Linked DNA regions of Homo sapiens: region 1 is linked to region 2. A link is an interaction called in ENCODE POLR2A ChIA-PET data of the cell type or tissue named here. Cell type or tissue: MCF 10A. All regions are shown on one strand. Each heading gives the region's core, and the rest is flanking DNA. Links, peaks and the distances in the headings are about the cores only. Region 1 has its middle 42 kb from the start of PTP4A2. Region 2 has its middle 28 kb from the start of SPOCD1.

Region 1 (15,783 bases), core at 8,158-13,157, 55 kb after region 2:
GATTAATGACATTGAGCATCTTTTCATGTGCTTTTGGCCATTTATATATATTATTTGGAGAAATGTCTACTCAAGTCTTTGCCCATTTTTAAATTGGGTTGTTTGTCTTTTTGTTGTTGAGTTGTGCCTAAGGAAGTAATTTTAAATTTTAAAAAATATAGCCGGCGTGGTGGCTCACGCCTGTATTCCTAGCACTTTGAGAGGCCGAGATGGGTGGATTACCTGAGGTCAGGAGTTCAAGACCAGCCTGGCCAACATGGTGAAATCCCGTCTCTACTAAAAATACAAAAATTTGCCAGGTGTGGTGGCAGGCGCCTGTAATCCCAGCTACTACACAGGAGGCTGAGGCAGGAGAATCGCTTGAACCTGGGAGGCAGAGGTCGCAGTGAGCTGAGATTGCGCCATTACACTCCAGCCTGGGCAACAAAGCAAAACTCCATCTCAAAAAAAAAAAAAAAAGAAGAAGAAGAAGAATATGATCAGGGAACTACAAACAGTTTTCTGGGCTGTGGTATAAGGTTCAGTGCAGACAAGCAGGAAGGAGCTAGAACTAGAAGGATTTTTCATGCTAAACCTTTACCTGAAGGCCCAGGGAGCTTCAGAAGGAGGTGCCATGATCAACCTATGTGTTGGAAAGATCACTCTGACACCCCATGGAGGATGCACTATGGTGGGGCCAGACTAGGGTCTACTCAGGAGGCTGTTGTGAGACAAAAGGAACTAAGACAGTCGCGGTGGGCGGGGACAGGAAGTAAGACATTAACAACTGCCGCACATTAGACTGTGAGCCACACAAGGTCAGAAAGCAGATATGATTCCTGTATCAGAGTTCCTGCCTGTTACGCATTGAACGCTGTCTTAGTCCATTTGGGCTGCTATAACAGGGTGGCTTATAAACAACAGAATTTGTTACTCATAGTTCTGGAGGCTTGGATGTCTAAGATCAAGGCCCTGACAGCCTCAGTGTCTGGTGAGGGCCCACTTCCTGGTTCACAGATAGTGCCTTCTTACTATGTCCTCACATAGTAGAAGGGCCAGGCTAGCTCTCTGGGGTCTCTTTATAAGGGCACTAATCCCAATCATGAGTGTTCTGCCTTCCCAAAGACCCCACCTCCTAATACCATCACCTTAGGAGTTAGGATTTCAACATATGAATTTGAGGGGAACACAAACATTCTGACTATAGCAGAGTATGTCCCTCCAAAAGAGCTATGTTGAAGTCCTAACCCCCAGTACCTCAGAATGTGACCTTATTTGGAAATAGAGTCATTGTAGATGTAATTAGTTAAGAAGAGATCACACTAGAGTAGGGTGGACACTTAATTCACTATAACTGTTGTCCTTATAAGAAGACAGTCATCAAGAGTTTGAGATCAGCCTGGCCAACATGGTGAAACCCCGTCTCTACTAAAAATACAAAAATTAGATGGGTGTGGTGGCACACACCTGTAATCCCAGCTATGTGGGAGGCTGAGGCAAGAGAATCACTTGAACCCAGGAGACAGAAGTTGCAGTGAGCCAAGATCGCACCACTGCACTCCAGCCTGGATGACAGAGTGAGACTCTGTCAAAAAAAAAAAAAACCTTGAAACACAGAGTGGGCAAGCAAATTTCCCAAGGTTTCCAAAGCTAGTTAAATGGCAGAGCCAGGATCTGATGCCTGGCAGGCTGACTTCAGGCTCCAGTGCTCTTACCCAATATACTATGCAGCTGTTCTATTAAATATTTGCCGGAAAGTTCAACAGATGGATAAATGAATGACTGGATCAATCTGGATTTGGTACCAGAGTAAAAAGTGAAGATGGGTGGGGTGTGGTGGCTCATGCCTGCAATCCCAGCACTTTGGGAGGCTAAGGTGGGAGGATTACTTGAGGCCAGGAGTTCAAGACCATCCTGGGCAACATGGCAAGGCCCCATCTCTATAAAAAATAAAACAATTAGCTGGGCGTGATGCCCTGAATCTGTAGTCCCAGCTACTCGGGAGGCTGAGGTGGGCGGATCATTTGAGTCTGGAGAGATCGAGGCTGCATTGAACCAGGATCAGGACACTGCATGGGTTCGATGGCTCACGCCTGTAATCCCAACACTTTGGGAGGCCGAGATGGGTGGATTGCTTGAGTCCAGGAGTTCAAGACCAGCCTGGGCAACATGGAGAAACCCGATCTCTACAAAAATACAAAAATTAGCCGGGTGCTGGTGGTGTGTGCCTGTAGTCCCAGGTACTCGGGAGGCTGAGGTGGGAGGATCACTTGAGCCCAGAGGCAGAGGCTGCAGTAAGCTGAGACCTGTGCCACTGCACTCCAGCCTAGGCAACAGAGTGAGACCCCTCCTCAAAAAAAAAAAAAAATAAGTGAGGATGACTCCCAGGTGTCTGGCTCAGATGACTTAGTAGGTAAGGTATCTCCATTTAATGAGACAGGAAAAAGAGAGGCGACATCAGATTTGTGAGGTGGAGGTTGGAGTCTGGGGAAACAACAAATATGTTCTTGAAATGCTGAGTTTGAATTACCAAGAAGACAAACAAGTGATGTCCAATAGACTGCTGGACACATGGGTCTGGAACTCCAGAGAGGCGCATGGGTTAGAATTATAGACTTGGGAGCCATCAGTATACTTAATGTCAGGGTTTGAATGAGATCACCAAAGCACAGTGTATAGAAAGAGAAAGCAGATGACCCAAGACAGAGCCCTGAGGACACTGGAATTCACAGGGCAAGGGAAAGAAAAGAATCCTTTACTTCCTAGCAAAGGGTCTGTCGTGGAAACGACAAGTCAGGTTGTGGTGGCTTGAGGAATGAATAGAAAATGAATCACAGGGTAAATGTATGTGTTACAGGTGAGAAAGTGACAGATGGATTGATGGGCTGTGGCAGAGAATCAGTATGGAAATGACTGACTAGACACGGTGGTTTGTTGGTTGGAGCCAGCTTGCATCAAATGAGAGCTGATTACTAAATTTCAGAAATGTTGCAAGCTGGTTGTTAGATACAGCTTTTTTTTTTTGAGATGGAGTTTCACTGTTGTTGCCCAGGCTGGAGTGCAATGGCGCGATCTCGGCTCACTGCAATCTCTGTCTCCCAGGTTCAAGCGATTCTCCTGCCTCAGCCTCCTGAGTAGCTGGGATTATAGGCATGCGCCACTATGCCCAGCTAATTTTGTATTTTTAGTAGAAATGGGGTTTCTCCATGTTGGTCAGGCTGGTCTCGAACTCCCAACCTCAGGTGATCTGCCTGCCTTGGCCTCCCAAAGTGTTAAGAATATAGGCGTGAGCCACTGTGCCCAGCCAATACAGTCATTATTAAAAAATTAGTTGAAGAGACTTACAATCAAATATAAATTAAATTAATAACAAAGGTCATAAATTCTTAAAACTCATCACTTCCTAATTATTTTACTAGGCTTTATTATCCATGCTCTTATACTTACTGTATCTATATGGTGGAAATGCCATAATGATGTGCCACTGCACCTCGTTTCCCAGCTCTGTGTTCAGTGATGTCAATTGGTAGCTTGAAACTAACCATGGAAATTACCACATGCTATAAGTCAGAACTTGATTTATTTATTGTTTTATTGATTGTTTAGACTTATGAAAGTAAAGGAGAAAATGTTAGTAATGCGGCTTTTACTTAAAAGTGTATCATGTCTGTAGCCATCACATTGTAAACAGAATTTTTAAAAACTGAAGAAATAGTCTTCCAGTATTCAAAAGCAATTATCTGGCCAGGCGCTGTGGCTCATTCCTATAATCCCAGCACTTTGGGAGACCAAGGCTGAAGAGTCATTTGAGACTGGAAGTTCAAGATCAGCTTAGGCAACATAGAGATGCTCTGTCTCTACAAATAAATTGGCCAGGCATTTGACACACGACTGTAGTCCTAGCTACTCAGAAGGCTGAGATGGGAGGATCCCTTAAGCTCAGGAGTTCGAGGGTACATTGAGCTATAATGGTGCCACTGTACTCCAGCCTGTGCAACAGAGCAAGACCCTGTCTGTAGATGAATGAATTAATAAAATAAAACTATTATCCAATTCCTCAAAGAAGTCACTCATATCACTAATGAATGAGTGAAGTTTTGACATATGTCTTCATTGTTTAACTTTCAAGTCCTTTACATAAAGGCAAATATCAACCAACATTTATGTTGGGTTTGTCAATTGTAACCACAGGTTGCCCAGGACATAAAAGTTTGGCAAAAATCAACAAAAGCAATCTGTGAAAATCAATTGTCTATATGGAATTTATAATACAATTTAATTATGTGTTACATATCCATTATGTCACTAAAATGTGTAGTAAACTAATGTGTATGTATGTATATATGTACACATATACACATATAGCTATGTATGAACACATATACACATATATCTATGTATGTACACATATACACATATAGCTATGTATATACACACACACAAATGTTTTTCCCCCCAGACATTATTCAACCTCCTCATGACGTAAGAGGCAGAACAGTCCCACTGCCATGGGAATAGGTCATTGGAGTTAAAGTAGTAAAGGCCTTCAGCACTGAGAGGGCTGGAAGAGGCACTGAATTCATGCAGGATAAAAGAATGACTAAAGGATGTGGGTCTGTTAGGCCCAAGAAACTCCATGCATTGAGTGATGAGAGAACTCCATGCATTGAGAGAACAGTAGCAATGAGGATGAGTAGTTGTAACAGCCTGACGATAACTATCTCAAGCTGGTACTACCCAAGAACAATGGTCTGGATGTGGCTGCAGGGGGCTGACTCCTTGGTTCTCACTGGCCTGTGGTATATGGAGAATGAGTAGTCCCCATTTATTAGGTTACAGAGAAATAAGTGTCCTCAGGAGACAACCTGGTTTCAGTTCATAATAATAGCTTCCATTTATTGAATGCACGGGGACTGTGGTACAGCAGTGTGATCAGAGCTTCTGAGTTAGACATTTCAGGTTAGAATTCAGGCTCAGCCACTTACTATACATGTGAGACTGGGCAGGCTACTTACCTTCTCTGAGCTTTCATGTCCTAGTGTGTAAAATGGAGAAAACGTCATTTACCATGCAAAAGATAGTACACTTAAAAAGTAAGCATACAAGGGCCGGGCACGGTGGCTCACGCCTGTAATCCCAGCACTTTGGGAGGCCAAGGCAGGCGGATCACAAGGTCAGGAGATCGAGACCACCCTGGCTGGCACGGTGAAACCCCGTCTCTACTAAAAATACAAAAAAATTAGCCAGGCGTGGTGGTGGGCGCCTGTAGTCCCAGCTATTCGGGAGGCTGAGGCAGGAGAATGGTGTGAACCCAGGAGGCAGAGCTTTCAGTGAGCAGAGATTGCGCCACTGCACTCCAGCCTGGGTGACAGAGCGAGACTCCCTCTCAAAAAAAAAAAAAAAAAAAGTAAGCATACAAGATAAAATAAAAGGCATCCAAATAGGAAAATTTCTAATTCCAAATAGGAAATTTCCTTTCTTTGCTGACAATATGATTTTATACCTAGAAAACCCTAAAGACTCCACCAAAAGGCTCCTGGAACTGACAACTTTAGTAAAGTTTCAGGATGCAAAATCAATGTACAAAAATCAGTAGCATTTCTATATACCAACAATGTTCAAGCTGAGAGTCAAATCAGGAACCCAATCCCAGTTACAATAGCCATGAAAAAATTGAAATGCCTAGGAAAACAGCTAACCAAAAAGGTGAAAGATCTCTAGAAAGAGAACTACGAAACATTACTGAAAGAACTCAGGGACAACACAAATAAATGGAAAAATATTACATGCTCATGGATTGGAAGAATCAGTATCTTTAAAATGGCCATACTGCCCAAAGCAATTTACATATTTAACACTATTCCTATCAAACTACCAATGTCATTTTTCACAGAATCAGAAAAAACTATTCTAAAATTCACATACAACCAAAAAAGAGCCCAAATAGCCAAAACAATCCCAAGCAAAAAAAAAAAAAAAAGCCAGAGACATCACACTATCTGACTTCAAACTATACTATAAGGCTAGAGTAAATAAAACAGTATGGTACTGGTACAAAAACAGATGCATAGACCAGTGGAACAGAATAGAGAACCCAGAAATAAAGCCATACACCTACAACCATCTGATCTTCGACAGAGTAGACAAAAACAAGCAATGGAGAATGGGCTCCCTATTCAATAAATGGTGCTTGGATCACTGGCTAGCCATATACAGAAGAATGAAACTGAAACCCCATCTTTCACCATATACAAAAATCGACTCAAGATAGATTAAAGATTTAAATGTAAGACCTCAAACTATAAAATCCTAGAAGAAAACCCAGGAAATATCCTTCTCAACATCAGCCTTGGCAAAGAATTTTTGGCTAAGTCCTCACAAGCAATTGCAACAAAAACAAAAATTGGCAAGTGGAACCTAATTAAACTAAGGAGGTTCTGCCCAGCAAAAGAAACTTACAACAGACAACTTACAAAATGGGAGAAAATATTCGCAAACTATGCATCCAACAAATATCCAGAATCTGTAAGGAACTTAACAAGCAAAAAACAAATAACCCCACTAAAAAAATGGGCAAAGGGGCCAGGCACAATGGCTCACACCTGTAATTTCATTACTTTGGGAGGCCAAAGTGGGAGGATTGCTTGAGACCAGGAGTTCGAGACTAGCCTGGGCAACAGGGCAAGGCTCTGTCTCTACAAAACTTTTAAAAATTAGCGGGGCATGGTGGTGTGCACCTGTGGTCCCAACTACTTGAGAGGCTGAGGCAGGAGGATCACTTGAGCCCAGGAGGTCAAGGCTGCAATGAGCCATGTTCATGCTACTGCACTCAAGCCTGGGTGAAAGAGTGAGACCCTGTCTCAAAAAAAAAAAAAATAAATAAAGAGGGGGGCAAAGGACATGAATAGGTACTTCTCAAAAGAAGACATACAAGTGGCCAACAAACATGAAAAATTGCTCATCACCACTAATCATCAGAGAAATGCAAATCAAAACCACAATGAGATACCATCTCACACCAGTCAGAATGGCTATTATTAAAAAGTCAAATAATAACAGATGCTGGTGAGGCTGCAGAGAAAAGGGAATGCTTATACACTATTGGTGAGAATCTAAATTAGTTCAGTCACTGTGAAAAGCAGTTTGGAGATTTCTCAAATAACTTAAAACAGAGCTGTCATTCAACCCAGCAATCCCATTTCTGGGTATATAGCCAAAAGAAAATAAATTATTCTACCAAAAAGACACATGCACTCACATGTTCATCACAGCACTGTTCACAATAGCAAAGACATGGAATCAACCTAGGTGCCCATCAACAGTGGATTGGATAAAGAAAGATAGTACATAGAAACCATGGAATACTATGCAGCCATAAAAAAGAACAAAATCATGACCTTTGCAGCAACATAGAAACAGCTGGAGGCCAATATCCTAAGCAAATGAATGCAGGAAAAGGAAACCAAATACCACATGTTCTCGCTTATAAGTGGGAGCTAAATACTGAGTACTCATGAACATAAAGATGAGAACAGGCTGGGCACAGTGGTTCACGCCTGTAATCCCAGCACTTTGGGAGACCCAGGCAGGCGGAGCACCTGAGGTCAGGAGTTCGAGACCAGCCTGGCCAACATGGTGAAAATCCATGTCTACTAAAAATACAAAAAATTAGCTGAGCATGGTGGTGCACGCCTGTAGTCCCAACTACTTGGGAGGCTGAGACACAAGAATCACTTGAACCAGGAGGGCAGAGGTTGCAGTGAGCCGATATTGTGCCATCACACTCCAGCCTGGATGACAAAGTGAGATTCTGTCTCAACAAAATATTTTTTTTAATAATAACAAAGACGAGAACAATAGGGTGGGTGCAGTGACTGACACCTGTAATCCCAGCACTTTGGGAGGCCTAGGCGGGCAGATCACAAGGTCAGGACTTTGAGACCAGCCTGGCCAACATGGTGAAACCCTGTCTCTACTAAAAATACAAAAATTAGCTGGGTGTAGTGGCGGGCACCTGTAGTCCCAGCTACTTGGGATGCTGAGGCATGAGAATCACTTGAACCCAGGAGGCGAAGGTTGCAGTGAGCCAATATCTTGCCACTGCACTCCAGCCTGGGTGACAGAGCGAGACTCCATCTCAAAAAGAAAAAACAAAACAGTGCTGTCTCCAAACATGAAATAATTAAAAAGTCTCCTGTAGTACAAACACACATAACACCTGGGCAAATTATTGCAAAAGGTAGAAAAAATACAAGTTTAGCTCATCCTTCATCACCGATAAAAAAAATTGGTAAGTTCAAAGGCCATCTCCTCTTCTCTATTTTCTGTCTCATCCCATGATTTTTAGATTTCAAGAGGACTTGTAGTAATGAATATAGGTGCTAAAAATTAATCTAAACATGATTCAAATCTTTATGTATTCATGAAAATTTTACCTGTTATCAATCTTAGGGTTCCAGGTATTAATGGCAATTCTAAATGAAAGTCAAATATAATCATTTGCATAAAAGTATTAAGGATGATTAATTAGTATTTTCATGCAGCTGTGATCTATTCTGTGCTTTTAGAGCTGAAAATTTTTTACCAAAAACATTTACCTATGCTAATCTACAGGAAATTGCAGAACATTCTCTAGTTTTCTGTGTACTCAGCCACATTTATAGCATTTTCATAACTGGGATCATATTTCATATTTTCTGACTTTAAAAGGCATCAAAATTCTACACCCTTGAAAATTAGGTTGATTTCCACACCATTCCTTGAATATTTATGTGTTCAGTTCCAAAAGGATGATAGTGATTAAATGTACTCGTGTTAACAAATTCCCATTTTTGTGTTTTGCATGATTTGGAGAATATGTATATTCCAGTTTCAAGGGGCCTAAACTTGAGGTGCCCTTAAAACTCAGTCACAAGGCTTAGGTAGAAAAGTGTTTTCAGAGAAATGATTTATCTATGCTGAATAAAAGCTGTAGCACTGGCAGCTCAGATCCAGTTGCGATTGCTAAAGCATGTCCAGGCTGGTTATCTAATGCCTCTGCAGGAATTTAGGCCACACATTAATGCACTGAAGATAAAATCAATTTGAAAATTTATTAAATCAAATGCCAATCCTGGCATAATACTCTATGTGCAGGAGAACCAGCCAACAATAATAGGAAGCCAATTATAGACTATAAACCACTCTGCTCAAACATCCTGGTTTGTTACTGACAGGGCCCCATTACACACAGTTTGCGTAAGTTAAATCCACTGATGAGACAGAACTGCTATACACACACACGCATGGGTGCGTGTCCCCGCTGCACCTAACATAAAGATGCAACTCAATTAACAGGAATGCTTATCGAGTGCAAAACCTCACAGCAACATCCTGAACATGAGATCCCCAAGAAATACCTTCTCATTCCTCCACAGCAGTGCAACTGAGCAGTGAAGCACTGGTTTTAAAATCAGCTCCAGATTCTTTTTTCTTTTTTTTCTTTTTCTTTTTTTTTGAGATGGAGTTTCACTCTGTGGTCCAGGCTGGAGTGCAGTGTGGTAGTCTCAGCTCATTGCAACCTCCGCTCCCAGGTTCAAGTGATTCTCCTGACTCAGCCCCCAGAGTAGCTGGGATTACAGGTGCCTGCCACCATGCCCAGATAATTTTTTGTATTTTTAGTACAGACAGGGTTTCATCATTTTGGCCAGGCTGGTCTCGAACTCCTGACCTCAGGTGATCCACCTGCCTCGGCCTCCCAAAGTGCTGAGATTATAGGCGTGAGCCACCACGCCCGGCCCAGGCCCAGATTCTAATACTGCCCCTGCCACCAACTTGCTATTACTTCACCTCCTGATTTTCTCATTTATAAAATGGGATTAGCAATGATGAAGCCTATGTAGTAGCCTATGAAGATTAAATTAGATCATGCACATGAAATTCTGAGCACAGTAGTACTCAACAGATGATGGCCAGTATTATCATTTTATTTCTCTATCTTCCTGACTGCCAGACCCCAAAACAGCAAAGGAAACAGAAGTAACATGGCTAATATCACACTTCTGTTAACCTGTTTGGGGTGGTTAGCAGGGTTGCAAGTAGTGAAGAGGATTCTATTTACTTTCATGTGCAAGTGTGATCTGTGGAGAAAATAAGAGGTAGGGGCGGTTTTACAAATCTTTCCCATGGCCAGATATCCCTGTAAATTAATCCTTTGAAATTAGCATGTAGGCCAGGTGCGATGGCTCACTCCTGTAATCTCAGCACTTTGGGAGGCCGAGGCAGGCAGATCACGAGGTCAGGAGATCGAGACCACCCTGGCTAACATGGTGAAACCCCGTCTCTACTGAAAATACAAAAACTTAGCCGGGTGTGGTGGCGGGCGCCTGTAGTCTCAGCTACTCGGGAGGCTGAGGCAGGAGAATGGCGTGAACCCGGGAGGCAGAGCTTGCAGTGAGCTGAGATCGTGCCACTGCATCCAGCCTGAGCAACAGAGCGAGACTCCGTCTCAAAAAAAGAAAAAAGAAACAAAGAAAGAAATTAGCATGTAGATATGCTGGATACCTTTTCATGTAGATCTGGGATCTGGTGGCTAAAAGGAAAGAATCTTCTACCCCATCCATCCGCTGCTCCCTTAGTTAAGGCCCCAACACTTCTGTCCTGAACTGCTGCAACTATCATCCACCCACCATCCATAAATGTCTCTCAGCTTCTAGTCTCTCCAATTCATTCTCATTCCTTCAGCTGATATTTGTTGCATGCATAGTACAAATCAGGAACTGGGTTTACATAACAGGTACGGTCTCTGATTTAAGGAGCTCCTTGAATAACTTTCTGAGAATAGATCTGACCACGTAGCTGCTGTGCTTACCAACCTTCATGGCTCCCCACCGCCCAAAGCGGATTCACAACTAGAGACTGATTCAGAATGATCTGGGTGGTACCTGGACGTGGACATTTTTAATAAACCACATAGTTGAATCTGATGTCTTCTCCAGATTGAGAAATGATCAATAAAGTTTCAAATTTCTTTCTTTCTGCCACCTCTGCCTCCTGGGCTCAGGCAATCCTCCCACCTCAGCCTCCCAAGTAGTTGGGACTACAGGTATGCACCACCATGCCTGGCTAATTTTTGTATTTTCTGTAGAGATGGGGTTTCACCATGTTAGCCAGGCTGGTCTCAAACTCCTGAGCTCAAGCAATCACTATCTGAAAATAGATTACTAATTTGTGTACCTGTTTATTCTCTGTCTTCTCCAGTAGAATGTAAGCCCTACCAGGGCAGAGCGTGTTTCTTGTTTCCCACTATATCCTCAGTGCCTAGAATAGTGTATAGGATGTAGCATAAATCACCACTCTACCTATAGGAGCTTCAGTCACAGCATTTAACATGCTATTTGTATAATCCCTTCTAGTCAAGGCTCTCTTGGTTATTAAGAAACTGACTCAAGCTATTTTAAACAAGGGGCGAGGGAAGGGACAGAAACCATCGAAAGGACTTCAGGGGACGACGTGCAGCTGGGCTTTATGAAAAAGAACTCTGAATTCAGGGGCATTGCTCCCCTAATCCCAGGCCACAGTCTCTTCTCTCTGCTCCCCTGGGCTGCTTCTCCGTCCTCCTTCCTCTGTCCTATGTCTACTCGTCTCACATATGACCCAACATACACATGGCCCTACTGGCCCCTCACATCCAAGAGTCTACCTCAGTTGAAATTGAGAATCTGGGCTGGGCACGGTGGCTCACGCCTGTAATCTCAGTACTCTAGGAGGCTGAGGCAGGTGGATCACTTGAGGTCAGGAGTTCGAGACCAGCCTGGCTAACATGGTGAAACTTCATCTCTACTAAAAATACAAAAATTAGCCAGGCCTCGTGGCATACACCTGTAGTCCCAGCTACTTGGGAGGCTGAGGCAGGAGAATCGCTTGAACCCGGGAGGCAGAGGTTGCAGTGAGCAGAGATCACACCACTGCACTCCCACCTGGGCAGCAGAGCAACACTACATCTCAAAAAAAAAAAAAAACGAGAATCTGCTGGCCAATGTCAGCAGTTGAGTCAACTGTCTATCCCTGATCCAATCATCTATGGCCTCGGGGGTAGACGGGGAGGTACAAGGAAGGGGTGTCTAGTACCTCTTCTACTCTGATGACAACCAAACCTGCCTAGCACAAATCCAAACCCTCCAGAGAGACCAAATCTTGCCCCTTCTCCCAAAAATACCATGCTCTTTCATACTTCCACTGCCTTGTATTATTTCCTCAACCTGAAATGTACTGTCCCCACATCAACCTTTTTTTGTAAGTGTACAACTTAGCAGCATTTAATGCAGTCACACTGTTATGCAACCATCACCACTGTCTAATCCCAGAACACTTTTATCACCACAGAAAGAAACCCTGTCCCCGCCCTAGCCCATGTAACCGTAATGTCTTCATTTCCCTTGTATATATGTAGAATTGAAAATTGTACATATTGGAATTGCTGGGTCATATGGCAAGTGTTTAACTTTTTGAGAAACTGCCAAACTGTTTTTCAAAAGTGACTGCACCATCGCTTTATATTATTACCAGCAATGTATAAAGGTTCCAACTTCTTCATACCCTTCCCAAGACTTGTTATGGTCCATCTTTTTTATGATAGCCATTCTGATGGATGGAACATGCTATCTCATTGTGTATCAACCTTTTCTATCTCATCCTTCAAAATCCAGCTCAAACATGCCCACTGCAGCATCTCCTGATGTGCTCCAGGGCAGTTTTAGTTACCCCCTAGTATCACAGTACCATAATTCGTCTATGTCTCTATCCATACCCATTCATTCAGTATCCACTGAGCACCTGCTGCATGCCAAGCACTATTTGAGGTGCTGAAGATACGGTGAACGAAACACAAAACAAAAAACAGCTATGCCTTTGTTGAGCTTATATTTTGGTGGGGGAAACAAATAATTAAAAGGTCGAGGCCGGGTGCAGTGGCTCACACCTGTCTGCAATCCCAGCACTTTGGGAGGCCGAGGCAGGCGTATCACCTGAGGTTGGGAGTTTGAGACCGGCCTGATCAACATGGAGAAACCCTGTCTCTACTAAAAATACAAAATTAGCTGGACGTGGTGGCACATGCCTGTAATCCCAGCTACTTGGGAGGCTGAGGCATGAGAATTGCTTGAACCCAGGAGGCGGAGTTTGCAGTAAGCCAAGATGGCACCATCACACTCCAGCCTGGGCAACAAGAGTGAAACTTTAAAAAAAAAAAAAAAAAAAAAAAAAAGAAGCTTGTGAGATGGTGGTAAGTATTACAGAGGACACTAAAGCTTAGTGGGACAAATAGGGTGGCCATGGAAAGCTTCACTCAAGCTAACATTTGAGCAAGAATTAAAGTTAAGTTTCCACTATGACACATCAGTGAGAGATGAGAGGGAGGTATTGGATATGGGTCTAGAATCCAGAGAATAGAGTCCAGGGAGATAGAACAGAAGTGTAGAAGCTAATGAGGAACCAGAAACCGAAACTGAGGTGTGGCAACTAAACTAGGTGAAAACTCAGGAGTGTAGTGTTCTAGAGGCAAAAACCTGTATTCGTTTTCTATTGGTGCTATAATAAATTATCTCAAACATTGTGGCTGAAAACAACACAGATTTACCCTACAGTTCTGTAGAAATCCTACATGCAACCAAAATCAAGGTGTTAGCAGGCTAAGTTCCTTCTTGGAGGCTGTTGGGCGAATCTGTTTCCTTGCCTTCTCCAGGTTCGAGGCTGCCGTCACTCCTTGGCTCCTGGCCCCTTCCCTCCACCTTCAAATAAATCTCTGATCCTTCTATCCTAGACACATCTCCCTCTGACCTCAGCTAGGAAAGGTTCTCTGCTTTTCGGATCCATGCTATTAGATCAGGCCTACCAAGATAATCCAAGATATTCTTCCCATCTCAAAATTCCGAACTTAATCACACCCACAAAGTCCCTTTGACATGTAGGATAACATTCACAGGTTCCAGGGATTTAGAACCTGGACATTTGAGGGGGGGTTAGGGGAGAAGGGCATTATTTTCCTACATGCAAATGAAGCATTTCAAAGAGGAAGTGGTCAACTGTACCATATGCTGACATGTCAAAGAAGTTATGAAGGTGGGCACAGTGGCTCATGCTCATCATCTCAGCGCTCTGGGAAGCGGAGGCAGGGGGATCATTTGAGACCAGGAGCTCAAGACCAGCCTGGGCAACATAAAAAGACTATGTTTTGGCCAGGCACGGTAGCTCACGCCTGTAATCCCAGCACTTTGGGAGGCCGAAGTGGAGGGATCACTTGAGGTCAGGAGTTCAAGACCAGCCTGGCCAACATGGTGAAACTCCATCTCTACTAAAAATACAAAAATTAGCTGGGCGTGGTGGCACGTGCCTGTAGTCCCAGCTACTTGGGAGGCTGAGGCAGGAGAATTGCTTAAACCCAGGAGGTAGAGATTGCAGTGAGCCGAGATCGCGCCACTGCACTCCAGCCTGGGCCACAGAGCAAGACTCCATGTCCTAAATAAATAAATAAATAAAGGCTATGAAGACTATGTCTCTCCAAAAAAAAAAAAAAAAAAAAATTTTTTTTTTTGAGACAGAGTTTCGCTCGTCACCCAGGCTGGAGTGCAATGGCACGATTCTCCTGCCTCAGCCTCCCGAGTAGCTGGGACTACAGGCATGCATCACCCTGCCTGGCTAATTTTGTATTTTTAGAAGAGACGGGGTTTCGCCATGTTGGCCAGGCTGGTCTCGAACCCCTGGCCTCAGGTGATCCGCCCGCCTCGGCCTCCCGAAGTGCTGGGATTACAGATGTGAGCCACCACACCCAACCAAAAAATTTTAATTAGCTGGGCACAGTGACATGCACGTGTAGTCCTAGCTACTCAGGAGGCTGAGGTAGGATCGTTTGAGCCCGAGTTCAAGGTTACGGTGAGCTATGATCATGCCACTACACTCCAGCCTGGGTGACAAAACAAGACCCTCAAAAAAAAGTTATGAGAATTGACCATCGATCGGGGTGATCCTTTTTTTTTTTTTTTTTTTTTTTTTTTTAGACAGTCTTACTCTGTTGACCAGGTAGGAGCACAGAAGCATAATTTTGGCTCACTGCAACCTCTGCCTCCCAGGTTCAAGCGATTCTCGTGCCTCAGCCACCCAGAGTAGCTGGGATTACAGGCGTGTGCCACCACATCCAGCTAATTTTGTATTTTCAGTAGAGACGGGGTTTCACCATGTTGGGAGGCTGGTCTTGAACTCCTGGCCTCATGTGATCTGTCTGCCTTGGCCTCCCAAAGTGCAGGCATGAGCCACTGCACCCAGCCTCTGGCGATCTTTAACACGGGCTGTTCTGTGGAGTCAAAATCCTCATTGGTGCAAGCTCAAAGGAGAGAAGTAGAGAGCATAGATAGATAATTCTCAACTTGTACTAGAGAAGAGCAAAGAAGCGGGATGACAGCTGAAGGGGCAGATGCGGGGTCAAACAAGGATTTTTTTAAAATATGGAATACTAGCATGTTTATAAGCTCATGGGAATGATCTAGTAGGGGGAAAAGTTAATGAGCAGGACAGAGAAGGAAAATGGCTACACCTCTGGGCCCTTTGAACAGGTTAAGGGATGGAATTTAGCACACAAGTGGAAGAGCTTGCCTTAAATAGGGCAAGGACAGGCCGGGCAGTGGCTCATGCCTGTAATCCCAGCACTTTGGGAGGCCAAGGTAGGCAGATCATGAGGTCAGGAGTTTGAGACCAGCCTGACCAATATGGTGAAACCCCGTCTCTACTAAAAATACAAAATTTAGCTGGGCTTGGTGGCATGTGCCTGTAATC
Region 2 (15,783 bases), core at 5,771-10,770:
GAGGATCGTTTGAACCCAGGAATTCAAGGCTGCAGTGAGCTATGATCACGCCACTGCACTCCAGTCTGGGCAACAGAGCAAGACCTCTCTAAAAACGAAAAGAAAACACACACACACACACACACACACACACACACACACACACACACACAAAAGGAAATGCTGAAAGGATTGCTTTCTTTTCCACAATAAGTAAAAATCCTCCAGAAAACAAGAGGAAAGGAAAGGGAACCAATACTTGTGTGTTTATTGTGTGCTAAGCATTTTACATGTATTCTTTCTTTTAATTTTATTTATTCATTTTTTGAGACAGAGTCTCACAGACAGGAATTTTTTAAATTGTTGAGCAGCAGTGAAAGATAAATGGTCAGTACAGCTTCCTTCCTGTGTCCCTCAATTAGACTGTAAACTCCAGGTAGGCAGGTACCTTGAATATCTTGTTCATCACTGTATCTCCAGCACCTAACATGGAGCCTGTGATGAAGAAACAGATAAAGGAAACGTAAACAATAATAGAACCACCTCAACTTTGAGGCTTCTGGCCAGCTTACCATCTCTCAAGGGGCTACGTCTCCAAACCTTTGGAAGAGCTCTTCCTTATTCATGGAATGTCCGTTCCTCCACACCCCCTTGCCTGATGGTGAAGTTGTCTCTGTCTTTCTATTCTCAGCTTTGACTCACCTCCTCCTGGAGGGTTTCCTTGATGTACACCTCCATGCCTATCACCTCTGTTGGCATCACCACCACATCCTTGCCCTAACAGCTAGTTTTGTATGGTAGTTAAGAAGGCAAGCTCTGAAGTCCAACTGCCTGATTTCGAATACTGGCTTCAGCTCTTATTGGCTGTTGGTGCTTAGGTAAGTCGTGTGGCCATTCTGAGGATCATTCTCCTCGTCTGTAAAATGGGGCTAAAAATAGTAGCTAAATCACAGGATTGTTGTGGTTTTAAATGAGATAGTATATGCAAGTTCTTAGAATGGGGCCCGGTACAGAGAGAGAGGGAGCGTGCAAACAACCTCTGCTGCTGTTGCAATTCTTTACTCTTCTAGAACTTAGCAGGGCAATATTGTAATTGTTTTCCAGTTTGTATTCCCAACTTAACTGAGGCCTTCTGGAGTCAGGAACTGGAGTGTCCTTTACTCCCATACCTCTTCATGCACCTGCCATCCAGATCAGATGTTCACATAATATTTGTTGTATAAACTCAAAGAAATCACAAATGCAAAGATGGAAAGATAAAACGTTTAGGGTGTGTATAATAGAAAAATAACTAAAACTAAAATGTCACCTGGGAGTGGGGAAAATGGAAAATGGCTAATAGCTACGTGGTGTAAAGATTTTATACACATCAATAAAAAATATCTGAGTTGCTAAGACAGATGGGTACAAAGGTCATGAGCAGGCAATTTAAGTAACTAAATAGAAATAGTAAGTAAAATATGGAAGAATACTCAGTCTTCCACAAATGAGCTACAAATGATAGCAACAGTATCATAGAATGCAGAATTAAATATAGAACCATCCATAACTGAGAAATGTCCAATGGCAGAAGAATGGTTACATAAATAATGATATATTGGCTCAATGGCATGGTGTTCCACCATAAAATAATTATGAAAATGTTGAAACGAGTGTTTATGACATAGAAAGTTTGCAAGCAGATTGCAGAACTAAACTTAAAGCATCATCACCGTGTGCGAAATGTTCATCTGGACTTGATCGAAGCTTGGCAGAGAATATAAGAAAATGAACACAGTTGCCTTGATAAAAGAGAGAAACCTTACTGAGTGCCCCCATAGCCCTGACTCCATGCCCAGGGCTTATACACATACGATCTCACTGAATCCTCCAGTTCTCCCCAGCTCCCTGTGAGCTAAGAGTCATTCCCCTTTACAGGTAAGGCAGCTAAGGCAAAGAGAAGGGCAAGAAAACCTGCCTGAGGTGGTGCAGGCAGTAATTAGCAGAGAGGCGTGCCAACCCTGGTGTGTTGGACTCCATGTTCGGTGCTCTTTCCAACTCATCAGATGTGTAAGATGGATGTGATCCAATAGTTTTATTTCTCTTTAAACATTGCCTTTAGTGCTGTTTAAATGTCACTTGCGCAATTAAAACACAATTAAAAGAAAAACCAAAGCTGTCTCAGGAAGGCAGCTTAGTCTCTGTTCCTCCAGAGAGCTCCATGGACCAGAACCCCACCCTGCTCCTGGTCGACACTCATGGTTTTGCCCAAACAATCCCAGGACACAGCCCTGCTGAATTTTCTGTCCCTCTTCATTGGATTTAAAGCCCACAGGAGGCATCTGGCATTTCCTCCACCCCTCTCACCAAGACTCTCCTTTCATTTGAAGGTGCCCAGGAACTCTAGTTACCCGTGTCATGGGGACCCCAGTACTATTGTCAGTATTTCAGAAAGCCAAATAGAAATTGTGCTATCATCCTAACAAGGCCTTGTGGGCTGACAGAGTGCCCCTACTGTCCATCCTTGGATGAAAATGTGTGCTGACCCTGTGCGCCAGGAAAAAACGTACAGAATCCCAGGTTGCTGAGTTTAGGGGAGTCAGGGAGGTCTCCCTGGGGAGTGGACTTTTCCAGCTGAGATCTGGAGGGTGAGTAGGAGTCAGCCAGGCGAAGAACAGAAGAAAGAGGCTCACTCTGTTGTCCAGGCTGAAGTTCAGTGGCACAATCATAGCTCATCATAACCTTGAAGTCAAACCAAAAGTAACATAAAAGAGAACGCACTGATGCAACACGTAAGATAGAAATGAAGAAAGAAAAATTAAATGAGAAAAAAATTTTAAAGTTTAAATGATAAGAGAGAAAATGTGAGACCCTGTCTCTAAAAACAATAAAATAGGCCGAGCACAGTGGCTCACACTTGTAATCCCAGTACTTTGGGAGGCAGAGGCGGGCGGATCACCTGAGGTCGGGAGTTTAAGACCAGCCTGACCAACATGGAGAAACCTCGTCTCTACTAAAAATACAAAATTAGCCAGGAGTGGTGGCACATGCCTGTAATCCCAGCTACTCGGGAGGCTGAGGCAGGAGAATCGCTTGAACCCGGGAGGCGGAGATTGCGCCATTGCACTCCAGCTTGGGCAACAAGAGCGAAACTCCGTCTCAAAAAAAAAAAAAAAGCCCTGAGGCAGGAAAGATGGGGAGCTTTCAAGAAAATGAAATGAAAGACGCACTGTGGACCATGTGTGGAGGCTCACGCCTGTGCTGGCTCACTCCCAGCACTTTGGGAGGCTGAGGCGGGCAGACCGCTTGAGGTCAGGAGTTCAAGACCAGCCTGGCCAACATGGTGAAACCCCATTTCTACTAAAAATACAATGACCCCAAAAAACCATATACACATGTCAAAGTCACTGAAGAAGGAAACTCAAATAATGGTATCAAAACAATATTCTATAATATAATGATCCACATCAAAATATATTCTATTGGCCAGGCACAGTGGCTCATTCCTATAATCCCAGCACTTTGGGAGGCCGAAGTGGGTGGATCACCTGAGGTCAGAAGTTCAAGACCATCCTGGCCAACATGGAGGAACCCCATCTCCACTAAAAATACAAAAAATTAGCTGGGCGTGGTGGCACATGCCTGTAATCCCAGCTCCTCCGGAGGCTGAGGCACGAGAATTGCTTGAATCCAGGAAGCAAAGGTTGCAGTGAGCTGAGATTGCACCACTGCACTCTAGCCTGGGCAACAGAGCAAGACTCTGTCACACACACATGCACACACACACACACACATATATATGCTATTTAAAAAGTATTAGATTTTAAAGTTAAGAAAGATTCCTTTGAGAATCTAAACATAAAGGAACAAGTTACTTAAAAATCCCAGGCTGGCCTCTGGCTTCTTTACAGCAACATCCAGCATTAGCATACAATAGACAGATACCTACAAAGTCATCAAGGAGAGAAAGTGTGACTCAAGAATTTTATTTTCAGCCAAACTGTTGTTGAAGGAGAAAGGCAAAAGACAAAATTTTTGAACATGTGTGGGAAGTTTGGAGGCTGAGGCAGCTGCACAGTCTGGATTTGTTGGAAGAATAGGATTTTTTTCCTTATGGTGACCCAGAGTTTTACTTAGGGGTTCATTCACACATTTATCCAACAGATTTTTTTTTTTCTCTCTCTCTCTCTTTTGAAACAGGGTCTTGTTCTGTTGCCCAGGCTGGAATGCAATGACGTGATCACGGCTCACAGCAGCCTGGACCTTCTGGGCTCAAGCGATCCTCCCACCACATTCCCCCAACCCGAGTAGCTGGGACCACAGGTGTGTGCCACCATGCCGGGCTAATTTTTTTTTTTTTAATTTTTTGTAGAGATGGGGTCTCCCTAGTTTGCCCATGCTGGTCTTCAACTCCCCGCTCAAGTGATCTTCCTGCCTCAGCCTCCCAAAGTGTTGGGATTACAGGCATGAGCCACCATGCCTGGCTTAAACAGATTCTTAAAGACTAGAGAAGGTGTTGGGCCCTGTGTCCGGAACTGTCTTATACCAAATGCTAAGAAGGGTGAGGGGAAAGTGTCTTTGCAGAGATGAGTTGGCCTTTGAAGGTGAGTCAGAGTAACTGAGAGGAAGGGGATCCCAGGCAAAGAAAAGGGCATGAGCAGTCGGGCGCGGTGGCTCACGCCTGTAATCCTAGCACTTTGGGAGGCCAAGGCGGGTGGTTCACGAGGTCAGGAGATCGAGACCATCCTGGCCAACATGATGAAACCCTGTCTCTACTAAAATACAAAAAAATAGCTGGGGGTGGTGGCACGCGCCTGTAATTCCAGCTACTCAGGAGGCTGAGGCAAGGGAATTGCTTGAACCGGAGAGGCGGAGGTTGCGGTGAACCGAGATCGCACCACTGCACTCCAGCCTGGGCAACAGAGCAGCCTCCGTCTCAAAAAAAAAAAGCAAAATAAAAAAGAAAGAAAAAGGAAAGGGCGTGAGCAAAGGCAGTGGGCATGGAGGCACGGAGCAGATATTCTAAGGCAGAGGCCAAGCTGTCATCATGGATAGGACCTGAAATGTCCAGGTGTTTGGAATGGGAGAAATGGGTAAACCCGGAAGGCTCAGGGTTGGGAAAGAGGGAGAGAGCCTGGACACTGGTCTTTCAAGAGGCTCAAACTTGGCTGGACGCAGTAGCTCACGCCTGTAACCCCAGCAATTTGGAAGGCCGAGGCAGACAGATCACTTGAGACCAGGAGTTTGAGACCAGTCTGGCCAACATGGTGAAATCCTGTCTCTACCAAAAGTACAAAAATTAGCTGGGCTTAATGGCGCACGCCTGTAATCCAGCTACTCGGGAGGCTGAGTCAGAAAAATTGCTTGAACCTGGGAGGTGGAGGTTGTAGTGAGCTGAGATTTCGCCACTGAACTCACTCCTGCCTGGGCGACAGAGTGAGACTCAATCTAAAAAAAAAAAAAAGCACCAGCACCGCACATGTATACATATGCAACTAACCTGCACATTGTGCACATGTACCCTAAAACTTAAAGTATAATAATAATAAAATAAAATAAAATTTAAAAAAGGCTCAAACTTTATCCCACAGGCAATGTGGAGCCATAGAATGAGTGAAGCAGGAAAACTCAAGGAGACAAGGAGATATCTTGAAACCTTCGCAATGAGAAAAGGTTCGGAGATTTTGTGAGAATTCAGCCATTCCCACAATTGCTTATAACAGTCATACCTAACGGTGCACACTAGAATCATTTCCTGCAAAGTCAGGAACAAGGCAAACTTGCCTACTATTGCTACTTTTTGTTCAGCGTTGTATTGAAGCCTCCCACCAGCACAGAAAAAGAAAGACCTTAAGGATTACTGTGACCATCTACGTATTTTTCATTGCTGAGTCAAAGAAGGTGCTTGTATATTTCCCTCTTTCTTCATCTTTATGTTTTTCCTGGAGTTTTAAATTGTCTTTCTTTTGTTCTTACACTATCTGCCTTTATTACTGAGGGCAGAAACTTCCCAACAAATTGGAAAGGTGGATATTCCTATTTCCTTTCTACAGATAGAGGAGGCTCAGAGGAATTGGCAAAGTCCACAGGAAATACACAGTGGAGCTGGGATTCTTTTTTTTTTTTTTTTTTTTTTTTTGAGACGGAGTCTCGTTCTGTCGCCCAGGCGGGAGTGCTGTGGCGCGATCTCCGCTCGCTGCAAGCTCCGCCTTCCGGGTTCACGCCATTCTCCTGCCTCAGCCTCCCGAGTAGCTGGGACTACAGGCGCCCGCCACTGCGCCCGGCTAATTTTTTGTATTTTTAGTAGAGACGGGGTTTCACCGTGGTCTCGATCTCCTGACCTCGTGATCCGCCCGCCTCGGCCTCCCAAAGTGCTGGGATTACAGGCGTGAGCCACCGCGCCCGGCCGGAGCTGGGATTCTTAATCTGTTTCGTGGGATGACTCTATCAACCTCTGGGCTGGCCCCGTGCAAAGAGCTGGAGTATGCGTTGGCAGATACAGAGGTGCGGTAGGTATGTCTCAGTTATGCGAACTTCATAAAGTTCACAAAGAAGAGGACAGTTGCAGGAAATCCCAAAGGCCACCAAATGAAAGAAGGTCCTATGAAGCGATGCCTGGAGGCCCAGCCACACTGGCCAACGCTCAGCTCTCCAAAGGGCCGAGCCACCTCTGTGCAGCAGCAGGGCTTTTGGATCTTTATCCCCCTGCCTAGAATGTTCTTCTCTGCTCTTCCTTGGGTTGGCACTTGGGTAGCATTTCCTTGGGTTGCTCAAGGCTTTGTTACCAAGTCAGGGTCCCACCTTCCCTAGGCAGAATGCTTCATGGAGGCTCCCCAGGCCTTGTGCAAATGGGGGTCTATCGTATCAGGTCATCAGACTAGTCCATTCCTGTCGCAGCCTTGGGACTAGTGGACACCATCTCTGGCCCTTGCAGAAATACATGAAATGAAGCACTTGGAAAATTCCATGTTAATCAGCACCTGGAAGCAGAGGACTTCTTTCTGAGCATAAGTGAGAAGCCCTCAAGGGCTCCCAGAAATACCTGGCTCCTCTCTCTCTCTCTCTCTCTCTCTCTCTCTCTCTCTCTCAACCACCACATCTAATCATCTATTTACTCAATACATTGTGTGAGCACTTCCCCGGTGCCAGCCTGTGCTAAGCACTGAACACCAGGGCAGGCTGTTCCTGGCACAAGGGCACACAGCCCAGGGGCAAGTAGGGCTGAGATCCAGCCCGGGGACCGTTTGCCAAGCTGTGGGCCCAGAGAGCAGCATCTGCCCCAAAGGATTCCTTTTTCTAATTCCCTCAAAAGCACTGCATGCGCTGGCTGCAGCCCTGCACATTAATGAATTAAACCCACATGGTCCCTGCCCTTGTGGAGCTCCAGTCCAGTGCAAGACAGACACATAATTAAACAATTAAACATATAATTAGAATTCACCCTTATTTTGCTGGTGAGGAGACTGGGTTTCCTAGAAACTAAGTGACTTAAACAGTTAGTGACAGGGTCAGGGTTCAAACTCTCATCTCCTAGCTCCAAAGCCACAATCTGTTCTACAGCGTGATAGAGGCATTTGAGCTACATCAGTATTCATTCTGAGCATCAGCCCTGATCTCCAGCATTTCAGATTCTCCCTCTTTCTGACCCATTTGATTACAAGCTCTGGTTCCCCTCATCCTGAAGGTCCCTCCTCTTGACCTTGCCAGCTCCTTCAGCTCATCCCAGCCTCTCTCCTCCCTCTGGCTGCCAAACCTCTAACTTGGATCCACCTGCTTCCTATTGCCAAAGCTTGCAACAGTGAATGACTCTTGCAGCTGGTACTTCCTGTCCCAGGCGTCTTTTGGAGCCAGTCATGCATCCCAGAGGCTGGGCTGGGGATAGAACTGAGCAACAGTCCCTGGGCCATACTCAGAATTCCATTCCCAGTGGCAACACAAGCCATCACAAATCTAGGAATAAGCTGAAATGAATAAAATTATGAAACTTTACTGAAGGTCATAAAAGGCGATCTGAATCAACGGAGAGACTTGCCATGCTCCTGGGTGGAAAAATTCAGTACTATAAAGATGTCATTTCTCTTCGGAGTCATCTACAAATTTAATGTGATTCCAATCAAAATAGCAAAGACATTTTTTGGCCAGGCATGGTGGCTCACACCTGTAATCCCAATGCTTCTGGAGGCCAAGATGGGAGGACCGCTTGAGGCCAGGAATTTGAGACCAGCTTGGGCAGCATAGCAAGACCTTGTCTCTAAAAAAAAAAAAAAACAAAAATGTAATTAGCTGGGCATAGGCCAGGCATGGTGGCTCACGCCTGTAATCCCAGCACTTTGGGAGGCTGAGGCAGGCGGATCACCTGAGGTCAGAAGTTCAAGACCAGCCTGGATAACGTGGTGAAACCCCATTTCTACTAAAAATACAAAAAATTAGCTGGGTGTGGTGGCGCGTGCCTGTAATCCCAGCTACTCGGGAGGCTGAGGCAGAATCGCCTGAACCCGGGAGACAGAGGTTGCAGTGAGCCGAGATTGCACCATTGCACTCCAGCTTGGGCAACAAGAGTGAAGCGAAACTCCGTCTCAAAAAAAAAAAAAAAAAAAAAAAACGCTGGGCATGGTGGCAGGAGCCTGTAGTCTCAGCTTCTCAGGATGCTGAGGCAAGAGGCTCCCTTGAGCCCAGGAGTTCAAGGCTGCTGTGAGCCCTGATCACGCCACGTATTCCAGCCTGGGAGAGACAGAGCAATATCCTGTCTCTAAAAAAATTAAAAATAAAGACATTTTAAATGGAATTTGACAAGCTGATTCTCAGGTTAATCCGGAAAGAAAAAAATACAAAGAGAATACACAACAACAGAATATCCAAGAAAAAATTTTCAGTAGTTTTTATTGTGGTAAAATATATGTAACATAATATTTATCATTTAAACCATTTTTAAGTGTACAGTTCAATGGCATTCAGTACCTTCACACTGATGTATAACCACATCACCACCATCCATCTCCAGAACTTTCCATCTCATCTTCCCAACTGAAACTGTGTACCCATAAACACCAACTCCCCATTCTCCCTTCCCCACAAGAAAAAAATTTTAATGAATAAAAACAAGAAAACTGTCAAGCCAGAAATAAAGATACCTTATAAAACAAGATAAATTATATCTATCAATCATAAATGTAGCATTTCAAATCCATGAGGAAAAGATAGACTATTTAATAAATGGCATTAAGACAAATGGCTCTCCAATTTTAAAAATAGAAAATTTGAACTCTACCTCACACCAGACACACAAAGTCCCTTGAATTTAAAGAACTCAATGTAAAAAAAAAAAAACCCATAAAATCATTAGAAGAAAAGTAAGAAAGGTGGACAGATTTGACTACATAAAAACATTTAACTTCTGAATGACAGAAGACTCGATGAGCAAAGTTATAAGATGAATAACAGGCGGGGAAAACAAACCCACCATAGACATGCAGAAATGGAACAAAAACATATCTTGAAATAATAACAATTTTGCTTTTATTTTTCCCACTTCCTCACATCAATCAGAGATTTAAAATTACCTAGGAGAATTTGTGCTTTTATAGCAGGAATATAAAGAGAGAGAAACAGTCAGTGTTTGGATGTCATTGTTTTTTTAACTTTCTGGATAGTCTACTGAAGCCCACATCAGAAATCACACTTTTGAAAGGCAAAGTCTTTTGATTTGCAAGAGGCTGCTTTTGCTGAGAGAAGAAAATGCTCTTGAAAATCAAAAGGGAAGGCCTTGGAGGAAGCTGAAGGTAAAATTTATGCCTTAACGATGGATTGAGAGGGAATGAGAAGACCCAGGTCGTGTCTCCCCTAGGGAAGTAAATGGGGTCACTGAGCTGGGAAAGAGAAAGGCAGTAGGAGTGAGAGTGACCTTCGAAGAGGTCAGGGGGATCCGGGATGGGGAACTGGACCTGTGGGACCCAAGGAGAGGAGTGGAGTCAGTGCCCAGAGACAGCTAAGTCCACTCCGTCACCACTACTGGGGAGCTTCCTGGGGACTGGGCCATCACCAGCAGACCTTCTGTGAGCATTCAGCTGGATACCACAGGCCACCTTGGCTGAAGAGCCACATTAGTCATTGTATTAATCCATTCTTTCATTGCTATAAAGAACTACCCGAGACTGGGTAATTTATAAAGAAAAGAGGCTTAATAGACTCATGGCTCTGAAGGCTGTACAGGAAGCATGGCTGGGGAGGCCTCAGGAAACTTAAAATCATGGCAGAAGGTGAAGGGAAAGCAAGCACATCTTACATGGTCAGAAAAGGAGGAAGAGAGTGAAGGGGAGGTGCTACACACTTTTAAACAACCAGATCTCATGAGAACTCACTATCACGAGAACAGCAAGGGGGATGTCCACCCCATGATCCAATCACCTTCCACCAGACCCCTCCTCCAATATTGGGGGTTACAATTCAACATGAGATTTAGGGGGGACACAAATCCAAACCATATCAGCCATTCAGCTCTGCACTGTCTGACGAGGGCCTTCATTGACAGCTGTCTGGAGTGCTCAGCAGGCGTGATACCTACTCATGTCCTGATACTTTGCTGAGGACCCCCATCCACACTTATCCCTAGTAATGCCTTCCCTTTTCACATGGCTCAGGACATTCACCAGCCTCCCAAACCAAGGGTGGGATCTTTGATACCCACAGAGGAGGCAGTAATATGGAGTGAAGACTGCCTGCAAGCTGTCCTTGGGTAGAACTAGATAATGGTATAATCTACCCTGGTTAAAGTGATCCACAATATATAAAGAGCTCCTATAAATCAACAAAAAGGAGGCCAACAACCTAATAATTAAATTGGCAAAAGATATGGAAAAGAGAATTCACAGAAGAAATACAGATGTCTAATAAGTATATGAAAAGATGTTCAGTGACTGTTCTAATTAGAAAAATGCAAGTTAAAACAACAATAAGATATATTTTGCTTAGCAAACTGGCAAAAATTTAAAAGGCAGATAAGGGAAAAAAGCACCTTCCTTTGCCATTGGTGGAATTATCCATGGGTGAAGGCTTAGTAAAGGGCAATTTTGTAATTCTATTGAAATTTTAAATGTGTACAGTTTTAAACCCAACAATTCCACTTCAACCAAAATGTCCAACCAGGGGATGGCTGAGAAAGTCATGAGCAAAGGGGCCTGTCTGACATGTGTGTGTAGAATGGTTTTGCAACATCATTGTTATGAAAAACTGGATTGGGAGTAAAGTTGGGGATGTTGCCATTTAGGTGGTGATCATGATAGGCTGGACTGAGAACACGATCCTTGAGTGACCCATAAAAGAGGTGAGAAGTGACCCATGCATACTTTTGGGAGAAGACATTCCAGGAAAAGGGAATAGCCAGTGTAAGGCCCTTGGGGGAGGTGGAAGCCCATGCCTAGCATGTTTGGGAAAGTGACGCCACTGTAGCTGGAGCAGAGTGGCAGGGAGGAGGGAGGGGGACTGGGAGGAGGGCACGCCAGGGAGATCCCCAGAGGGGAGGTGGAACCAGTAGGCACATCACTCAGGGCCTTTCAGGCCATCATAAAGGCGCTTTGGTTTTGCTTAGAAACTGGAAGCCACTGAAGGGATTTATTATTTAGATTAAAAAAGCAGAATGTAAAATCAAAGTATAGGATGCTATATTGAAAAAGTCATTTTAAAAGGTTGAAAGGGAATCATCAAAATTGACCACAGCTGCCGAGTTAGGGTGAAGGGATTATGAATTTTTTCCTCTATCCAACTTAATGTTTCTGTGTTGCACGTTTGTGATTAAAATATGTTTCTAAGAGTTTTTAAAGTTGTGGTGGGTTTTGTTTTGTTTTGTTTTGTCTTGAAAAACTGACTCTCGATAGGAAGGCAGAAAACTATTATGAGGGGCCGGGCACAGTGGCTCACGCCTGTAATCCCAGCACTTTGGGAGGCCGAGGCAGGCAGATCACTTGAGGTCACGAGTTCAAGACCAGCCTGGCCAACCTGGCAAAACCCCGTCTCTACCAAAAATACAAAACTTAGCCGGGCATGGTGGTGTGCGCCTGTAATCCCAGCTACTTGGGAGGCTGAGACAGGAGAATTGCTTAAACCTGGGAGGCGGAGGTTGCAGTGAGCCAAGATTCCACCACTGCACTCCGGCCTGGGTGACAGAGCGAGACTCCATCAAAAAAGAAAAGAAAAAGAAAACTATTGTGAAGGAGGAGGAGGTGTGCAAAAAGCAATGGAGTTAGAGGCAGGTGGAGGGTGGGGCCAGGACCGAGACAGAAGTGGGGCCAGGGGTAGGGAAACTGGTACAGAGGTCGGGGGGAGGGAGAGAGGGGGACACTGAGGCAGACAGAGAGATGGGAAAAGTGAGACCAAGAGAAGCAGAGGTGAGAAATAGGGAGAGACAGAGACCAGGACAAGGGCAGGGGCCCGTGGAGGAGGCCACCTCCATGGTACTCCCTTCAGGACCTCAACACCCCATCAACCTCTCGAGACCCCTGTAAGATCCACGGGCCCAGGTGCCTGATCTAGGCAGCCCAGCAATGGCCCATCCTCCAGCCCCACTCCAGCATCTCAGGGTCTGGGAACTCAGGAGCCATCGGTGCTGCTTGGATGACCTTAAGCAGGGAAGTGGCATGACCAAGCTCAAGTGTCACAGAGCCCCTGTCTGCGAGGAGGAAATGGGTTGGGTCCAGGAAAACCACTCTGAGAAATATCGGGTACTTCTAAGAGCAAGGCAGGGCTACAAAGCGCTTTCATATCACCTGCGCGCACACACATGTGTGCACACACGCACACCCACACGTCTTGGGGGGGGGGGCACACATTCGTTACAGCCCACACAGAGAAATTCCAGTATGTGGTAAGGGCCAGAGCTCTTACATCTGCTGGAGGCAGCCAGCAAGGCCAGAAGTGCACCTGCAGCAGGAACTCATCTGCTGAGACACTGTACAGACCCTGGTGGGGCGCTCCTCACACCTGCTTGGCCCAGTTGACTCAGGGCATCCAGGGGGGACAGTTGCATGCACCCTGCTTGAACCCCATTTCAAATGCGCCCTGCAGCTTCCCTCAGCTTTTCTGCCTCCGGGCTTTCTCCTTAGCTGCAGAAGGCCACTCAACCCTCCAGCAGACACAGCTTGGAAGTCCAGGAAGCTGATGTCCCTGCGGCAGCCCTCAGCAATGAGGGACTGGAATCATGGATAAATGCGTCAGCTTTCCTACCTTCTGTGGAACAATTCTGAGGGTATTCCTCATGGTTTCTCTGAGGGGCCCCAGCAGGATATGCCCAGTTGCCTACAGTGGGAACCAGCTCAGAGAACACCCTCGTTGAAGGAATCATTGGTCCTGTGGAGCCCCACGGCCTGGGTGTGTCTACTTGCCTCTTTGCGGTATCATTTACTTGCTTCTCCATCCCCTATATTTCCTGTAGATAGAAGTCCGGCCTCAGGTTCAACTCTTCTGGCAAGGCACCAGAGCAGGCACTGTTGGTGTCCCACCATGTCCCATGGGCCAGTGCTGGAGGCCACCTGCAGACCTTCTGAGTCTTGCAACCTGAGGGCATTTTCTGCTCCTGAGAAGAGCCAGGGAGTTAACAACCCCGAGCAGCCTTTGACTAGCGTTGGGTGGAGATTGGTGGCTAAATAGCCCAGCTTCCTCGCCTCTCTAGGGAAGGTTTCCGACATGTTCTGTATAGCCTTTCAGAGGGTCCCCAGAGGAATGGAGCTCCAGTTCCCGGAGTAAAGACCCACTCATTAATTCACTTTTTATTGGCTTTCTGCCTTTCCCTGCCTCACTTCCCTATTCTCTTAAAGACGGATGCTTTCTGGGATCATCTTCCAAATAAATCACTTGCACCCCGATCCTTTTCCTAGATACAGTCTGCTTTTTTGGGAAATCCAAACTAAGGCAGCCCGTTCTTAGTTTGTACTGCACGTGACACAACTGTAAGGGTTGTGTACTGCACGTGACTTCACTTCAGGAGATACAAGAGCAGTGCTAGGGTGGGCCCATGGGCTCAGGTGTGACAATCTGATCCCTCCATTATGAAATTCTCCATCAGCCTTTCACATTAATAATTTCATCCATAGGGGATTATTGCCTGAATCCATCATTTTATTAGGAGTTGTAAAAAAGATGGTTTTCTAATTCTATCAATCCTTTCACATTTATTAGCTGGAATTTTTTAATAAAGAACTTTCCCTCATAAACTAGGGCTTTAAATTGAGATTCGGTAGTAGAAAAATGACAGGATGAGGGCCTAATTCTTTCTTTCCATTGCTAATTCTCAGGACAAGGAATTGCACCCTGGTTATCTCCAGTGGTATTTAATGATACCTGTTTGATTTAGGGCTTTCTCTCTATCGATATGAAAAAATGAGTGTTTACATAGTATGTTTCAATCCATTTCAGTCATCATTCTTTCTGATGATAAGTAGTCCCATCTTTAGCCAGTGAGTGTCCCTTCTTGTTGACCCCTATGCCCTTTGGATATGATCCCATTACTTTTTGACAATGTCCTTGCTTTCTGGCCCAATAGGATGTCCCAGGCTCCTGTTGTCTGTTTTTTTTTTTTTTTTTTTTTTGAAACAGAGTCTCTCACTGTCCCCCAGGCTGGAGTACAATGGCATAATTTCAGCTCACTGCAACCTCTGCCTCCCAAGTTCAAGTGATGCTTCTGCCTCAGCCTCCCGAGTATCTGGGACTACAAGCACACACCACCACGCCTGGCTAATTTTTGCATTTTTAGTAAAGACAGGGTTTCACCGTATTGGCCAGGCTGGTCTTGAACTCCTGACCTTGTGATCCGCCCACCTTGGCCTCCCAAAGTGTTGGGATTACAGATGTGAGCCACCGTGCCCGGCCATGTGTCTGCTTCTTTTCCCAGACCTGGAATCTGCCATTCCTCCAAGGAGCCCTGGTTCTTGGTAGATGGTGAACACGATCTGGGCACAAGTGCACACGTTGCTGCCGGGTTATTATTGTTTCTAAACCTTTTCAGTGGACAGAGCTAGGAAATACATACTTTTGAACAGGAAAAACAAAAGGATTAAGAGTTTCTGCTGATAGTTCCAATTCCAATCTAATATTTCGGGGTATTTATTTAATCTCTTTGGTCTTATCTTTGTATCTTTTTTCTCATACACTGAAGATTTTAGATTCTAGCACTAACAATTACTTATTTGCATTATTCCGTGGTTTTTATAAAATAGTTTCAAAAATAATGCCAATATTTTTATTAACAATAAGATTTCCAGATGAAGATGAACTTTTAAGACCTCCAGGAGGAAATTAAGACATGAGGGCTCTCAGCCTCAACCTCCTGGGCTTCAGCCATCCTCCCACCTCAGCTTCCCTAGTAGCTGGAAATATAGGCACATGCCACCACGCCTGGCTAACTTTTGTATTTTTTGTAGAGATGGGGTTTCACCATGTTGGCCAGACTGGTCTCCAACTCCTGGCCTCATGTGATCCGCTCGCCTCGGCCACCCGAAGTGCTGGGATTACAGGCATGCGCCGCTATGCCCAGCCCAGTTCGTCTCTTACTGATGGACATTTGGATTGTTTCCAAAATTTCAAATAATGCCACAATGAATAACTTTGTGCATAAATCATTTTGGTATTTTTCTCTGTGTATCTTTAGGTTAGAACCCTAGAAGTGGGATTGCTGTGTCAAAGGGTAAATATTAATATATAAGTAATCATTTATTTATTTTTTTCTTTTGAAACAGCCTCGCTCTGTCACCCAGGCTGGAGTGCAGTGGTACAATCTTGGCTCACTACAGCCTCCACCTCCCGGGTTCAAGCGAATCTCCTGCCTCAGCCCCCGCCACC

What was found. Peaks named below come from ENCODE experiments on the same cell type or tissue, not always from the same donor. Only the 100,000 strongest peaks of a DNase experiment are listed, where the experiment ranks them.
Region 1: POLR2A ChIA-PET joins it to region 2 with 6 read pairs; 11 of 35 experiments call an interaction of 5 or more read pairs at or near these places.

The regions. Positions count from the first base shown.
Region 1 is chr1:31,888,641-31,904,423 of GRCh38, forward strand. No RefSeq gene overlaps it. Among named protein-coding and RNA genes, the nearest start is that of PTP4A2, 42 kb to the right of the region's middle. RefSeq lists enhancers at 555-604, 895-1,044. In MCF 10A, for the core only: no CTCF peak of the experiment used is centred there; no DNase peak of the experiment used is centred there.
Region 2 is chr1:31,835,939-31,851,721 of GRCh38, forward strand. No RefSeq gene overlaps it. Among named protein-coding and RNA genes, the nearest start is that of SPOCD1, 28 kb to the left of the region's middle. RefSeq lists a silencer at 2,394-2,577 and an enhancer at 12,848-12,897. In MCF 10A, for the core only: no CTCF peak of the experiment used is centred there; a DNase peak (open chromatin) is centred at 7,763.